2 separate regions of the Homo sapiens genome follow, and region 2 is linked to region 1. A link is an interaction called in ENCODE POLR2A ChIA-PET data of the cell type or tissue named here. Cell type or tissue: PC-3. All regions are shown on one strand. Each heading gives the region's core, and the rest is flanking DNA. Links, peaks and the distances in the headings are about the cores only. Region 1 overlaps TJP2 (tight junction protein 2). Region 2 has its middle 31 kb from the start of TJP2.

Evidence for each region. ChIA-PET counts read pairs that join two places held together with the same protein. Peaks named below come from ENCODE experiments on the same cell type or tissue, not always from the same donor. Only the 100,000 strongest peaks of a DNase experiment are listed, where the experiment ranks them.
Region 2: POLR2A ChIA-PET joins it to region 1 with 7 read pairs; 2 of 35 experiments call an interaction of 5 or more read pairs at or near these places.

What each region holds. Positions count from the first base shown.
Region 1 is chr9:69,222,074-69,224,991 of GRCh38, reverse strand. All of the region lies in intron 5 of TJP2 (tight junction protein 2), which reads right to left. Among named protein-coding and RNA genes, the nearest start is that of TJP2, 49 kb to the right of the region's middle. In PC-3, for the core only: a CTCF peak has its summit at 1,276; a DNase peak (open chromatin) is centred at 1,281.
Region 2 is chr9:69,141,754-69,144,671 of GRCh38, reverse strand. It overlaps a transcript of TJP2 not described here. Among named protein-coding and RNA genes, the nearest start is that of TJP2, 31 kb to the left of the region's middle. In PC-3, for the core only: no CTCF peak of the experiment used is centred there; no DNase peak of the experiment used is centred there; H3K27ac peaks cover 400 bases.

The sequences.
Region 1 (2,918 bases), core at 247-2,746:
ATATGAAAGGGATATTAATGTTAATCTTCTTAAGTGTTATAATGGTATTACGGTGACTGATGTAGGAGAATGTTCTTATCTTTGGAAGATACCTCTGAAATATTTATGGGTAATGGTGAGTTGCCTGCAACTTACTTAAATAGTACCAAAAAACCCACTGAGAGAGGTAACAGGAAGGGTGATGGAGTAGAAGGAAAGAAAAAAAAAGGAGGAGGAAAAAGAAAGTGTGGCAAAATGTTAACAACTGGTAAAACTAGATGAAGGTTATATGTTTATTTGCTATAAAATTAACATTTTCTTTTTCTTTCTTTTTTTGAGACAGAATCTTGCTTTGTCACCCAGGCTGGAGTGCAGGGGCATGATCTCAGCTCACTGCAACCTCTGCCTCCCAGGTTCAAGTGATTCTCCTGCCTCAGCCTCTCAAGTAGCTGGGATTACAGGTGCCCACCACCATGCCCAGCTAATTGTTGTATTTTAGTAGAGACAGGGTTTCACCATGTAGGCCAGGCTAGTCTCGAACTCCTGACCTCAGGTGATCCACCCGCCTCGGCCTCCCAAAGTGCTAGGATTACAGGTGTGAGCCACTGCGCCTGGCCAAATTAACACTTTTCAAATAAAATGTTGGGGAGAAAAAAAAACAATTCAGCACACCTTAATAGGCATGTTCTGCTGACAATGAGGCTGTCTACAGGAAGGCACTGCAAAAAATCTAGCATTTTAGATTATATGAAGCTTGGCATTGAAAGGAATTCAGTGGGTGAAGAAAAGGGGTAAAGAAGTCAGGCAAAGTAATTAATAAAGCATTCAACTAAAACCAGCATAGCTTTGGGAGTTTATGGACTCTGAATTGCTATCAAAAACAAAAACATTGTAATTACTAAGTTATGCATATTTTTAAATACTTTCAATGCTACTTAAGACTCTTCTGGTTTTACTTAATAAACTTGTAAAAATACATTATTTTAAGAATAACTGTTCACATTTTAGGAAACTACCACAACAGAGCAGGTTTTAAAACAGGCACAAAATTTTTTATTATTGTTCAAACTAAAAATCTTATAATTACAAAACAAAGTAACTTTCCACAATTCAGGAAAGGTATGAAGTCAATTTTAAAATAAGTTTTAAATGATTTACGGTAAACTTGTCAGCCAGATCTTACCACAAAGATTAGAAGTGTTGTGGCCCATGCCCTAGTCCTTTAGGAAGCTGATAGTCAAGAATGGAATAAGGGAAGGGCAAAGCTACTTTCATGGATGGCGAGCCCCTAGTGGTCAAACAGCCTCACAGCCCAGAACAGAAGGCTGAGTGAGACAAGCTTGAGTGATAACATCTCTCTGGCATTTTTCAACAATTCCTCAATCCTCTTAAAAAATGCACTCATTGGCCAAGCATGGGGGCTCACGCCTGTAATCCCAGCACTTCGGGAGGCTGAGGTGGGCGGATCATGAGGTCAGGAGATCGAGACCATCCTGGCTAACACGGTGAAACCCCGTCTCTACTTAAAACACAAAAAATTAGCCGGGTGTGGTGGCGGGCGCCTACAGTCCCAGCTACTTGGGAGGCTGAGGCAGGAGAATGGTGTGAACCCGGGAGATGGAGCCTGCAGTGAGCCGAGATCGCGCCACTGCACTCCACCCTGGGCGAAAGAGCGAGACTCCGTCTCAAAACAAAACAAAACAAAACAAAACAAAACAAAACAGAAACGAAGCCTCCTAACACACAAGGTTCTTGTGAGGACTACGTAAAAGAATATTCAACATAGCCCTTGCATAGAGCAGAAACTCAACAATGATTAGGCGGAGTACTGTCCTCCACTGTGGTTTTCCACTTGAGATGCAGCAAGGCCACTAGGAGAGCTTATTAACATAGAGACTCTGAGGGCCCACCCCATGGTTTCTTTTTTTTTTTTTTTTTTTTTTCAAGACAGAGTCTCGCTCTGTCACCCAGGCTGGAGTGCAGTGACATGATCTCTGCTACTGCAACCTCTGCCCCTTGGGGTTCAAGCTATTCTCCTGCCTCAGCCTCCAGAGAAGTGGGGATTACAGGCACCCACCACCACGCCCACCTAATTTTTGCATTTTTAGTAGAGATGGGGTTTCATCATGTTGGCCAGGCTGGTCTCCAACTCCTGACCTCAAGTCATCCGCCCACCTCGGCCTCCCATAGTGCTGGGATTACAGGTGTGAGCCACTGCACCCGGCTCCACCCCATGGTTTCTGAGCTGGTGGGACTGGGTTGGGCCTGAGAGTCTGCATTTCTAAGGGGTGCCCAGGTGATGCACTGCTTTGAGAACCACTGGTCTCCTAGTTTAAAGCCAAAATTCTGAAGCCTGGCTCTTCCAATGATGACACAACTTTGTGTATATCAATGAACCTTTTGTGCCTCAGTTTCCTTGTCTATAAAATGGAGAAACAAGAGTCCTCCCTCATGAGGTAGTTCTGAGGATTAAACGAACGAATTGGTGTTAGGCATTTAGGTCAATGCTGGGTACAATGCTGGTTAAGTGCAATTAAGAGATAGCTCGGCCAGATGCGGTGGCTCACACCTGTAATCCCAGCACTTTGGGAGGCCAAGGTGGGCAGATCACCTGAGGTCAGGAGTTTGAGACCAGCCTGGCCAACCTGTCTCTACTGAAAATACAAAAATTAGCCGGGCGTGGTGGCAGGCACCTATAATCCCACCTACTTCGGAGACTGAGGCAGGAGAATCACTTGAACCCAGGAGGCAGAGGTTGCAGTGAGCCGAGATCATGCCACTGCACTCTCCAGCCAGGGTGACACAGTGAGACTCTGTCTCAAAAAAAAAAAAAAGTTAGCTGGCCAGGTGCAGTGGCTCATGCCTATAATCCCAGCACTTTGGGAGGCTGCAGTGGGCAGATCACCTGAGGTCAGAAGTTCAAGACCAGCCTGGCCAAC
Region 2 (2,918 bases), core at 157-2,656, 80 kb after region 1:
TGGATCCAGCTATGCCGGAGGCCACTGTCACCCTAGGAGATTACAGTTATCGTTTATGAAAGCTAATAAATTGACTTTTGTGAAATTTAATTTTAGTTGAGTTTGTCACTCTGAGAGTTCTGACTTAAATAGCTCCTTCCTCACCAACTTCTTCAAGCTATTTTTTTTTCCTATTTGATGTGCTATGGCAACATACAAGAGTCATGCTGCTCCTTGTCTAAACAAACCCATACATAAAGGGAAGCAAAATAGAAGGGGAGCCATTATGCAGTAACTCTGATTAACCTAGATGTCCAAAGTGAGTGTCCCAAACCCTTCCCCATCCCCGCAAATCTTAAACCCTACTTCTACAGATTCTCTTTCCTCAATAGCAAGTTTCTTTTGACCTAAATGACCTAAATCTCCAAAGTGAGGTGCACATACCAACAATCTTTGGGATGTGGGAAGAAAGTATTATGCCATCTATTTCCTCTTTTCTTCTCTCATGCTTTAAAAATTTGAGTGTTGCTGGGCACGTGGCTCACATCTGTACTCCTAGCACTTTAGGAGGCTGAGGCAGGAGGATCACTTGAGCCCACAAGTTCGAGGCTGCAGTAAGCTATAATCGTGTCATTTTATTCCAGCCTGGGTGACAGAGAGAGACTCTGTCTCAAAAAAATAAAAAATAAAATTGAATGTTTGTGTTTTGAATATTCATAATATTTACCTTGAGAACTAATATCTTTTAAATTGTAATAAGGTACACTATTTACAAACTAATATACTCATGTATACGGTAGAGTGTACTTAAAAATCTGACAGGGGTATATGAGTGTACTTAAAACTCTGACAGGGTATATTACAGTTTGGTGACTTTAAATAACCCTTCAACTACTCCCTAAGCCTCAATTTCCCTGTTTATAAGATGAGAGGACTGAATAGATGAAGGCTAAGTTTTCTTCCAAAAACAACAAAAGACCAAGAGCTCCCACTTCACTTGGCCTGATTATGCAATTAATATAATCTGACCACAATAAAGTAAAAAACAAGGGCTAAAGCATTTGGTCTTGGAATATTTCATTTCCATAGTATTCATGAATATTACTCCCACTGGTTGTTCTGCAAACAATTAGTACCAGTTAGTCCCAGGAATTCTTTTATAGGCTGAACTTGGTTGGCTACAGCTGCCACCTCTGAGTAAAGGTCCCATACAGCCCTCATTTAATCATACAGGAAGATGTAATTACACTCACACAACAGTCATTGTTCTAACAAATTGTATTTCTGATGACGCATGATAAAAATTACTATACAACACTCTAAATAAGTAACAAAGCCTGAGCTAACAACAAGAAAAAATCAACTTAAACTTGTTACCCATTGGAAGCTGTTCTCCTGCAGTGAAAAGTGACATGATATTTTGCAAATGGGATGTTTTAAAGTTTCATTTTTTATTGGAATTTTCGATGCATTTAACATGCAGCTCTTACAAAGTGATTCTTATCTATGATGATTTCACATAAAATTAAAATTGTGTCTTTCATTAGGAAAATAATTCTGCCTTAGCAAATATTAGAAAGAATTTGCTTTTCTTCCATAAATCAGACTGTTCAACTTGCTAATTTATTTATTCATTTTTTAAAATTGTCATCTTTGTGTGGAATCTCTCATAATTATACATAAGGTTAATAACACAGGAAATAACAAATCTAGCCAAAATACCCCTTCCAGATATGACACTTCATAATTCTAGAAATTATTTAGAAATATGCATATATTGGGTTAATTCCCTTACAATTCTAGAAATTGTTTATAACTGGAACTATTAACTAAAAATCATTTATCTATTAAAAGTGTTTTTAAATATACATGATCCAAAAAAAGCTTTTAAGTCAGGATGCTCAAGTTTTCTTTCTGGATGATTAAAATTGAACATAAAACTTCACAGATCAGACTGACATTTCCTTTCAACTAATATTTCTACTTTATTTCTTCTGGAGAAAGACAGTGGCCATGCTTCTTCACTGGGTGTTTTAACAGTTACTGTGCTTTGGAAGTATAAAAAGGGAAATGAACTAATGCCCTGTACAGTCTGTTTTATAGGGTGTGGTCTGCTTTTCAGGAGCTGAAAAAAGCTTTAACTAAAAGTAGAAGAGTTAGGGAAACAGCAATTTTTTTGTTTTTGCTTTTTTAGCTCTACTGAAAAAAGCATTTCATTTCTCTCCTCCTTAATATGCTCATAAATAATATCTTTACATATTTGCTACTCAGATGCCCCACCAATACACTGTAAGAAAAGCAGATTACGTGATGTAAAAGAATTACCAAAGAGTTAATAAAGTTTAGTGTGGCTCTTTTAGACTCACCTGCTCAGCCCAAACTAGCCTTCTCTCCTCAGAGTCATTCATCCTCAGAACATATTCACTACTAGGTTTAAACTATTACCTTCAACTGGATGTCATCAAATTTATCGTTCCAATCCTGTCCTCTGGCACAACCCAGTATCTATTGGAAATAACCCATGTGCCCAGCGCCAGCTACAGTGCCCCTTGCCTTTTCCGGCTTCTGTGCATCCACCTCCTGGTTCACCCAGCATGAGACCTTGAAGACACCCTCATCCATTCCTGTGTGTCCCCAGTCATACCAACCCCATGACACAGGGGAAAGACTTGGTTTGAATCCCACCTCTACTGTTTAAGACCTGGTGACCTTGAACAAGTTACTGACCTTTCTGAACCTCTGTTCCATCATTCGTACAGCTAGACTAAGACCACAACACAGGGCTTGTTTTAAATAATAAATGCAGCCAGGTGCTGTGGCTCACGCCTGTAATCCCAGCACTGTGGCAGGCCGAGGTGGGTGGATCACATGAGGCCAGGAGTTCAAGACCTGCCTGGCCAACATGGTGAAACTCTGTCTGTACTAAAAATACAAAAAAG